2 separate regions of the Homo sapiens genome follow, and region 1 is linked to region 2. A link is an interaction called in ENCODE POLR2A ChIA-PET data of the cell type or tissue named here. Cell type or tissue: OCI-LY7. All regions are shown on one strand. Each heading gives the region's core, and the rest is flanking DNA. Links, peaks and the distances in the headings are about the cores only. Region 1 has its middle 9.9 kb from the start of DDX10. Region 2 overlaps NPAT (nuclear protein, coactivator of histone transcription).

What was found. Peaks named below come from ENCODE experiments on the same cell type or tissue, not always from the same donor. Only the 100,000 strongest peaks of a DNase experiment are listed, where the experiment ranks them.
Region 1: POLR2A ChIA-PET joins it to region 2 with 6 read pairs; 3 of 35 experiments call an interaction of 5 or more read pairs at or near these places.

What each region holds. Positions count from the first base shown.
Region 1 is chr11:108,652,430-108,657,817 of GRCh38, forward strand. No RefSeq gene overlaps it. Among named protein-coding and RNA genes, the nearest start is that of DDX10, 9.9 kb to the right of the region's middle. In OCI-LY7, for the core only: CTCF peaks have their summits at 2,789 (motif pointing left) and 2,996; a DNase peak (open chromatin) is centred at 2,752; H3K27ac peaks cover 633 bases.
Region 2 is chr11:108,158,587-108,163,974 of GRCh38, forward strand. NPAT (nuclear protein, coactivator of histone transcription) reads right to left here. Exons shown (of 18, transcript NM_002519.3): 16 at 3,534-3,594; 17 at 2,294-3,428; 18 at 1-433. The coding sequence ends at 356. Among named protein-coding and RNA genes, the nearest start is that of ACAT1, 40 kb to the left of the region's middle. In OCI-LY7, for the core only: a CTCF peak has its summit at 2,659; a DNase peak (open chromatin) is centred at 2,585; H3K4me3 peaks cover 2,136 bases; H3K27ac peaks cover 3,536 bases.

The DNA.
Region 1 (5,388 bases), core at 110-5,109, 490 kb after region 2:
AGTAGTATTTCTGTATGTCAACAGTGAACAATATGAAAAAGAAACCAAGAAAGTAATCCCATTTACAACACCTACAAAGAATATACAATACCTAGGAAATAACTTAACCAAGGAAATGAAAGCTGTCTACAATGAAACTATAAAACATTGATGAGGCCCGGTGTGGTGGCTCATGCTTGTAATCCCAGCACTTTGGAAGGCTGAGGCAGGTGGATCACCTAAGGTCAGGAGTTCGAGACCAGCCTGGTCAACACGGTGAAGCCCCATCTCTACTAAAAATACAAAAAATTAGTGGTGGCGGGTGCATGTATTCCCAGCTACTTGGGAGTCTGAGGCAGGAGAATTGCTTGCACCTGGGAGGTGGAGGTTGCAGTGAGCTGAGATCATGCCATTGCACTCCAGCCTGGGTAACAGAGCGAGACTCTGTCTCAAAACAAAACAAAAAAACCCCACAAAAACAAAAGAAAACAAAATGATGAAATACAGAGGACTCAAAAAAATGAAAAGATATCCATGTTCATGGATCGGAAGAATTAATATTGTTAAAATATCCATACTACCCAAAGAAATCTAGACATTCAATGCAATCCCTATGAAAATATTAATGACATTCTTCACAGAAATAGAAAAAATAATCCTAAAACTCATATGGAACCATAAAAGACTCAGAATGGTCAAAGCAATCCTGAGCAAAATGAACAGAACTGGAGACATCACATTACCTGACTTCAGATTATACTACAAAGCTATAGTAACCAAAACAGCATAGTACTGGCATCAAAACAGACACATAGATCAATGGGACAGAATAGAGAACCCTGAAATAAATTCGTGCATTTACAGTGAACTCATTTCTGACAAAGATACCAAGAACATGCATCGGAGAAGGGACAGTCTCTTTAATAAATGGTTCTGGGAAAACTGGATATCCACAAGCAGAAAAATGAAACTAGACCCTGATCTCTTGCCATATACAAAAGCAAATCAAAGTGGATTCAAAACTTAAATGTAAGATCTGAAACTATGAAGCTACTAGAAGAAAATATTGGGTAAACACTTCAGGATATTGGTCTGGGCAAAGATTTTTTGAGTAAGACCTCAAAGACCAAAATACCTCAAAGACCACAGGCAACCAAAGCAAAAATGGACAGATGAGATCACATCAAGCTAAAAAGCTTCTGTACAGCAAAGAAAACAATCAACAAAATGAAGAGACAACCCATGGAATTGAAAAAATATTTGCAAATTACCCATTTGACAAGAGATTAATAATCAGAATATCTAAGGAGCTCAAATAACTCGACAGTAAATAATCAAATAATCTGATTGGAAAATGGGCAAAAGATCTGAACAGACATTTCTCTAAAGAAGACATATGAATGGCCAACAGGTATATGGGTGTATGAAAAATGCTCAATGTCATCGATCATCAGAGAAATGCAAATTTAAAACCACAATGTGATATCACCTCACCCAGTTAAGATGGCTTTTATCCAAAAGACAGGCAATAATGAATGCTGGCAAAGATGTGGAGAAAGGGGAACACTTAAACACTATTGGTGGGAATGTAGTACAGGCACTGTGGAGAACAGCAGGAGGTTCCTCAAAAAACAAAAATGGAGCTACCATATGATCCAGCAATCTCACTGCTGTGTGTGTATCTAAAAGAAAGGAAATCAGTATATCAAAGAGATATCTACACTTCTGTGTTTATTTGCAACACTATTCAAAATAACCAAGATATGGAATCAACTTAAGTGTCCATCAGTAGATGAACAGATAAAGAAAATGTGGTATATATACGCAAGTTGGGCAGACCCTAGAATCACAGCAGATTCAGAGAGACTCCAGGGATGCCTCGTGGTCAGAAAAAATTTATAGATTAAAAAAAGGGAAGTGACATACAGAAATCAGAAGTGAGGCACAGAAACAGCTGAATTGGTTATAGGTTGGCGTTTGCCTTATTTGAACACAGTTTGAACACTTAGGAGTCTATGAGTGGTTGAAGTATGGCCACTGGGATTGGCCAAGACTCAGCTATTGTTACAGGTGCATACTCCTAAATTAGATTTTCGATCTTGTCTGCCTATTAAACTAGGTTACAGTTTGTCCATAAGGACTCAAATATAGAAATACAGAGTCCTTCTCAGGCCATATTTAGTTTGCTTTAACACTATGTAAAACATAGAAATATATGGAAATTGTACATAGGTAGTGAACAATTAGATTCAAGGTTAACTTGAATAACTGAACTCAGTAAGGTTGGCCCCAGTACATGACAAACTGCTATTTATGAAGATACTAATTCTTTTTAGAACAGGAGAGTTGGAAGTCTTTCCATGATGAAATAAATCAAAATTATGTTTTGTGGTGCCACAAACTGGGAGAGAATACCAATGATATCAAGTATTAAGTCACATATGACCCTGGGCGTATCATTTAATCTTTCTTGCCTTCAGTTTTCTCATCCGGAAAATGAGTTGTGTGAGGTTTAGAAAGAATGTATGTAATGAAGTTAGAAATAGCACTTACTAGGTGCTCAATAAATATTAGCAATTACTTCCTGTTAATTAAAAAGAAGCGTTGGAAGAATGAATTAAAAATAGAATTTTGGGAGTACTGATTGTAAATAAAGCATGTCCTAGAAACTCAATGTTTTAATAAGACAGACAAACTTACCAGTACACCAAATTGCTGAGTGACTATAAAAACCCAGGCCAAATTCAGTCCACTCCCAAGGGAAAACTAGCACTTAATCCTACCCTGCCACCTGCTGGCCCATGATAGACCAAAAATAACTATCTGGAAGTTCCAATTTCTCACTAAGTGAAAATAGTGGCAGAAATTAAGTTTATCTCAGACAAGTGATTAGGGCATGAGTCTTCAAGTATTTTTACTAGTGAACCACAGTATGAGAATCCTTATGTGTGATAGCCACAGTAATTTTTATTGATAACATTGATGAGTTGAGATGGTTTTGTTAAGCGTCTTATTAATATCTATGGTTCAAATATGAATCAAGGGCAGGCAGGGTGCAGTGGCTCACACCTGTAATCCCAGAACTTTGGGAGGCTGAGGCAGGCAGATCGCCTGAGTCCAGGAGTTCGAGATCAGCCTGGGCAACATGGCAAAACTCTGTCTCAACTAAAAATATAAAAAAGTAGCCAGGCGTGGTGGCATGTGCCTGTGGTCCCAGCTACTCAGGGGACTGAGGCAGGAGGATGGCTTGAGCCCAGGAGTTCAAGGCTGCAGTGAGCCCTGATTGTTTCACTGCACTCCAGCCTGGGCGAGGCCCTATCTCAAACAACAACAACAACAACAAAAAAATCAACAGCATATGGAAACTTTATTTATTACTATTTTCCCTTTGTATGTTAATTTTCATAGTTTTATTATGGTTTAATTTTGGTGGTATTCAACTTGAACTGATTATAATCAGCTTCAATTATTATGATTAATTGTAATTTACTAGACCAGAGGTCCCTATGAAACAGAATTGCCTGGTTTCTGTTTCATACTTATAGAATAGGAATATTTTTGGCTAAAGCTCAGGAAGCACTATTTTTTAAAAGCTTTCTATGTGATTCTCGTGCAACTAACTTTGGAGGCCATCATGCTTGATTATAAATTTCTTGAGGCAAGGACAGTTTTTTTCTTCATTTTTGTATTCTTGAGGCTTAAGAATGTCTAGTACAAGACAATTAGATAAATAAAGGAAAAAAGTTATACATAAATGAATGAACAAACACATGCATAGACAAACTAATTGATTCATGACTCCTGGGTAGTTAGCAACACAACAGTTGTGGCAAGCTTAAACCTCGTGGCCTTTTAATTTATGTGTACTAGCCAATTAGGTAAATATATTTTTGTTGTTTAAAGGTTTGACAGGATGCATTCTGGAATCAAGGTGGCTGCATGCTGGCCCCGCCAAGTTTTAGAGGATATGAGTAAAAGGAGATGGAACCAACCAAAGCTGCAACTTCAAAAATTGTATAGAGGTGTTGTATCCTAACAATGACTTCAGACTGATTATATTAATAAGGTATAAGGAAACAAAGGTAATTTCACTATTTGAATAAACATATATCTTGTTGTATTAATTTCTTTTCCAACTTAAAAAAAGTCAAATATACAGTTGAATTGATTTACAAATAGTTATTTGCCATTTTTACGTAACAAGAGGACATGGATGGGTTCACCTTTTAGCATCTTTAGGCCAAGTTATTCTGATCTTGTGGACTCTCTTAAAATTAAACAGTATTTAACTTTATTGGCAATGTAGAAAGGCAGTTACAATGCAGAGAGCAGACAAACTTAAACAAAGAACTGGCTGGGTGCGGTGGCTCACACCTGTAATCCCAACACTTTGGGAGGCTGAGGTGGGCAGATCATGTGAGGTCAGTAGATCCAGGCCAGCTTGGCCAACATGGTGAAATCTGTCTCTACTAAAAATAGAAAAATTAGCTGGGCCTGGTGGTGGGTGCCTGTAGTCCCAGCTACTTGGGAGGCTGAGACGGGAGAATTGCTTGAACCTGGGAAGCGGAGGTTGCAGTGAGCTGAGATCGCACCACTTCACTCCAGCCTGGGCGACAGAGCAAGACTCAATCTCAAAAACAAAAAAACAAAAGCAAAAAACTATTACTGAAGAGGTCCACTGTGTGCCTGGGAGAATTGACCCATAAACAATTAACTCTAAAACATAATTTAGTAAAATGATTTGATTTACTAAAAAAGGGAGAAAAAATAATCTGATTTTTCATTCAAAACAATTAAGGTCATTATGAAAGAAAGAAAATTAGATTGGCATCAGACAGCTTGGCAACAACACACTAAACAAGACAACAGTGGAACAACCCTTTAAAAGAAACTCAAGGGAAAAAAGTGAAAACTAAAAACTTTACAACTTGAGGCTATTGAAAAACAATTTAAAGCATGCAGGACCTCAGCGAATATTGCACCTGTAAGTTCCTTGGAACCAAGAGGTGATGTGGAAAACTTTGGCAGTTGAAGAATGAGCATTAAATGTAATTTTAGATCTAAGTCTAAACAAAGTGGAGTAAGCATGGAAGAATAAAGCATAAATGCAATATGCTCTGACAATGCAAATGAAAGAGAAAATAAACTCATGGATTTCCATAGTGATAATAAATGGAAATCAAGGGGTATCACTGACTCAAGGAAAAAGGAGTATAAGAGCATCATATAAAGGACTTATTATATAGGCAACTACTACACACAGTGTTCTAAAAACAAAAATAAAAAATATCAAGATGACCAAAGAAAACAGATAATATAGGAAAATAACACATCATATATATTTTACAAAATTTTATACAAATTACTATGACAGAACTGAGACCAAATGTATCACCCATAACAATTAAT
Region 2 (5,388 bases), core at 156-5,155:
TTAGGGATCATAAGAAGTCAAAAAACACAGTGTAAGAACATTAGGTTGATTTAACCTCTATTTCAACAAGATTTACACAGTATTTACAATATGGAATTGTCAAAGCTATACAGTTTTGCAGATTGGCTTTACTTACATTTCTGCAAACGTTTTTCCCAAAATAAAAATATACCAAGTAAGTCTATTTACAAACTAGGAAGCTGTTTCAGAAACAGCATGATTTAGATATAAAGTGAAGTTTCAGTACAATGAAAGTGCAGGTCATGCTTTCAGATTCTGTCAATATCCCATTCCCTACACTCAGTTTAAGGGATATGAGTTTTTAACACCTACTGTTCTTATGTGTCCAGAATGTTTACTCATCATAATGCAATGATAACAAAAATTTGTCTACATCCATTCCTGCTGGAAATGAACTGGGAAGCTTCTTTTTCTGTTGAAAAAGAGAAAGAAAAAATAAACTCAAAACAAGGCCAAAATGCTTTCTTAGTAAGTCACCTAAAACAGTATATTGGGTTCTTTCACATACTACTAAAATTGTCAAACTTTTTTAGTCTATTAGAATTTTACTTCTATAGAGAAGTAGAGACAAGTTTTATAAACCCAAAGTTACTTAAATATACTTCAATGGCACCTGAATGTTAGTTTATGGCAAAAGACATGATACAAATCCAGAGTGTCTGAATGTTGAATGAGACAAGATAGAACATGCTTTCTATGTTAGGTGGTTATTACTGCTTAGAAAGCTTTACTAACAGATGTTTAGGGTTACAGGTACTTATCAGTTCCAAAACTTAATATACACTAGATACTTTATGTATACTACATTTAGACTTCACAACCTAAGATACCTGGTAATATCATGTCAAGTGATGAGGCTGAGACTCAGAAAGGCTACAGACTTAACCATGATCACAGGACCAATAAGCAGTAGATGCAGGATTCAAACCCAGACTTGTAGGGCAACAAAGCCTAAATTATTTCCCTGATACCATACTTCCTCTATGATATTTTAAGCACTTTCTTTCTATTCAATCCACTTACTAAACAGCTAACCAAATCGAAAATAAATGGATTTCATTTATCAATGCTATCCCTGCACTGCCTTCCTAGAGACAACCATGCTTAAATAAAAAACATAAGGCCAGGCGCAGTGGCTCATGCTTGTAATCCCAGCACTTTGGGAGGCCAAGGTGCGCAGATCACTTGAGCTCAGGACTTCAAGACCAGCCTGGGCAACATGGCAAAAGACTGTCTCTATAAAAAAAAAAAACCAGAAAAAATGACCAGGCGTGGTGGCTCATGCCTGTAATCCCAGCATTCTGGGAGTCCGAGGTGGGTGGATCACAAGGTCAGGAGTTCAAGACTAGCCTGGCCAACACGGTGAAACCCCATCTCTACTAAACATACAAAAATTAGCTGGGTGTGGTGGCAGACACCTGTAATCCCAGCTACTCAGGGGGCTGAGGCAGGGAATTGCTTGAACTCAGGAGGCGGAAGTTGCAGTGAGGCAAGATCACGCCACCGTACTCTAGTGGGTAACAGCGCAAGACTCTGTCTCAAAAAAAAAAAAAAAAGGAAAAAATATTAGCCAGATGCAGTGGCGCATGCCTGTAGTCCCAGCTACTTGGGAAGCTGAGGTAGGAGAATCACTTCAGCCTGGAAGGCGGAGGCTGCAGTGAGCCAAGATCGTACCATTGCACTCCAGCCTGGGCAACGAGAGTGAAACCCTCTCTCAAAAAAATGGAAAAACATACGTAAATTTGATTTTTCCACTGCTCTAATATGCTAACATTTTTAAGGGCCTATGGAAGAGATTACAAGACGTGGGGGAAAAAAAAAACTGAACATCTAAGAACAAAGTCATTTATTACTTGGTAGTTCTACACAATAGTGTTTAATATTGTTTCCCAATCTTTCATGACTATGTCACGCTCATGAAAAAACTTGAGTTCTACCAAGAAAGAAAGAAAAACTTTTTCTTTTCCCCCGGAAAGATGTTTATAAACAAATGCCTCAGCAGTTTTTCCTGAAAATGCTGTTTCACCTAGACACCTTGTGCGTACTACACTAACACTGCTGGACTGCTTTGTTGCCCTACAAGTCTGAGTTTGAATCCTGCATCTACTGCTTATTGGTCCTGTGATCATGGTTATGTATTTTGTCAATGAAAACTAAAAGCTGTCTTAGCCATAACGTTCAGTCAAGTTGTTGTGGCAAGAACTGCTGAATTCGCTAATCACTAAAGCGGAAAAAAAAGGTGTGGTTTTGAAATTAAAACTTTCAAACTTGCCTTAATTTTCTTCTTTTTCATTGGTATTGATGAATTTGTAAGATTTTTACTAGAAGGACGAGAGTTTCGCTCACGTTCATCTAATTCCTCAATTTTCCGCTTTTTTGTGGTGCTCCTTGAAGATGCTCTAAACTGTTGTGTGTTATCTTTCAGAGGAGTTGCTGAAGTAGTCCTAGAAATGGCTGCCCTGGAGAGAATCATTAATGTGTGGGCAGCCATATTTACACTGTTTTCACTTCCTGTTTCACTGGCAGGGCTGCAGGCAGGCAAGTCTGGGGTGACAGGAGGGACCATTACTTTTGATGTACTACTGTCTTCACTGAAACGCCTACTAGAGGGGGCCTTGATAATATCTATAGGTTCTTCTTTATGTTTTTCCCCTGCCCCTGAGCCAGGTGTCCGGGGCACAGGTAAATCACTACTATCAGCAAGCCTACTTACTGAGCTGTGCCTCTGTATATCCTGTAACATTTCTGTGGTAATCAAAGAACTGGCGGATTTAGTTTGTTCTTGTTTTAGATCCTTCACAGCTGTACCTACTGAAAGTACATTTTTATTGTTTGAAGATGTGCCTTGTTTTTTGGTCATTTCTTGCAGTGAAGCTATAGATTTCTCACTTCGCAAACCCCCATTTTGCTGCCCAATAGATAGTTTTGAATTTTCTGGATTTTTCTGTCTTTCTACATCGCTGCATAATTCATTCTCCTTATTAGCTGTTGCTTTATGGAAAGATTCAAGCACAATTTCTGTTGGTGAAACTTTCTTTTCTGATTGAGTTTCTCTTATGGTGGTATGCCGGCTAATGGCACTTTCCGATTTAGATAAAATCTTAGGCAGAGGAGGCTTCTCTTTCTCTCTTTTGATAGCATTATTAGAAGGGGGTTTTAAGGTGGAGGACACATTGGGTGAGTCAAGATTAGGAAAAGAGACTGCATTCCTTTCTTTGTTTTGGGACACCATCTTATGGTTTGGCCCCTGCGTATTTGCCACAGGAGCAGTAGTGCTGTCGAAACAGAGTACACGTCTGTGGCATGGTTTAGCAGCTGGAACTATACTCTCTTCTGGGAAGGGAACTGTGGTTTCTTCTGATTTTTTCCCAAGATCTGTGGCAATACTTTTGTCAGAAACTTCAGTTCTAAAACAAAACAAAACAAAACTATTTCTAGCAGCATAAAGAAATCCTTTATGTTTTAAATCTGAGCATTCAAACAATCTATGATAGAAACTACTTTATACTCACTTTTGTGCATGACATCCAACTGAATGACCTGACGAATCCACCAAATTATTTACTTGTTTTCCTGAAATTATAAATGAACATTCCTGAGAAAAAGAATATACTCCTCTGAAAGAGGATAGAACAGATGACAATTATCACATATCATGAGAAAAAATTTTAAATGGTAGCTAATGTACACACAAATAGAACACGTTGACAAAGCAGCTTTTAAAAAGCAGCTTTGAAATAAGTACAAGATGGCTATTTCCCCACTGCTACAGAGGAAATCCAGATATGGAATAAATGACATGCATCAACTTCAGGCAAATATTATGTTTGTCTGTTTTTCTGAGACAGAGTCATGCTCTATCACCCAGGCTGGAGCGCAGTGGCATGATCTCGGCTCACTGCAACCTCTGCCTCCTAGGTTCAAGCAATTCTCCTGCCTCAGCCTCCCGAGTAGCTGGGATTACAGGCGCCCCCAACCATGCTCAGCTAATTTTTTGTATTTTTAGTAGAGATGGGGTTTCGCCATGTTGGCCAGGCTAGTTTCAAACTCCTGGCCTCAAGTGATCTGCCCACCTGGGCCTCCCAAAAGGCTGGATTATAGGCGTGAACCACCGCGCCCGGTTCAGGCAAATATTATAAATCCAGTCTTTGGATCTACAAATTACAATGCTCAATATAGCACATAATGTACTACTTACATCCAGGTAGTCACTTAAAGAAAACAACAGATTATATCTATTTTAAAATTCTGTCCCGGTACCTATCATGTTTACAAGCCTATGTCACTCAGAGCACATGCTCTGGAGTTCTAATAGCCATATTTTAATTTCCACGAGCTTCAGCATTTATGTGGGAGAGCAGCAAGATATCAAAACTAGAAAGAAGAGCAAAGATGAGATTATGAAGAAACTTACATATTATGCAAAAGGTTTCAGAGGCAATCCTTTAAGAGATTTATTTATTTATTTATTTATTTATTTATTTATTTTTGAGACGGAGTCTCGCTCTATTGCCCAGGCTGGAGTGCAATGGCATGATCTTGGCTCACTGCAACCTCCACCTCCTGGGTTCAAGCAATTCTAGTGCCTCAGCCTCCCGAGTAGCTGGGATTACAGGTGCACGCTGCCACGCCTGGCTAATTTTTGTATTTTTAGTAGAGAAGGGGTTTCACTACGTCAGCCAGGCCAGTCTCAAAACTCTTGACCTCAGGTGATCTACCCTCCTCGGCTTCCCAAAGTGCTGGGATTACAGGAGTGAGCCACCATGCCCGGCCCCTTTAAGGGTGTTAAATAGGGAAGATGCATGAATAGGTTTATGTCTTTGGAAGATCTGGCAATAATGTGGAAGATGGAACTGAGAAGACAGAAAACTGGAAGTAGAAACTCTATGTAGATGGCTATATTCCAGGTAAGAGATGATGAGGGTCTGAGAGACAATAATGGGCATGTACATTTCCAAAAGTAAAGGAAAAAAATAAATTGTGACATTAACCAAGGGGAAAAACACTAGGCAGAAGAAGTCTTTGAGGAAGAGAGGTGAGAAATATGTAGTTTGAAGGCCTTGAGTTACACAAAATTAGCAAGGGTGGAGAATAGTTTAGTTATGGCTCCAGAAGCCACCATAGTATCAACAGTTATAGAGAAAGCAAAGTAAGGTAAGAATGGAAAAGTTTCAATGCATAATGCAATATTAGGAGGCCACTGGTGACTCTAGTGTAGACAGTTTCAGTAGATGCATGAGAAAAGACAGTAATTTGAATGAAGAAATGGAAGATTAAGAGAGGTTAAGAGATTAACATAAAAAGTCAGCAGGTGGGACAAACCTATGTTTATAGCCAGGGAGAGAAGCCAAACAGGAAAAGTTGAAA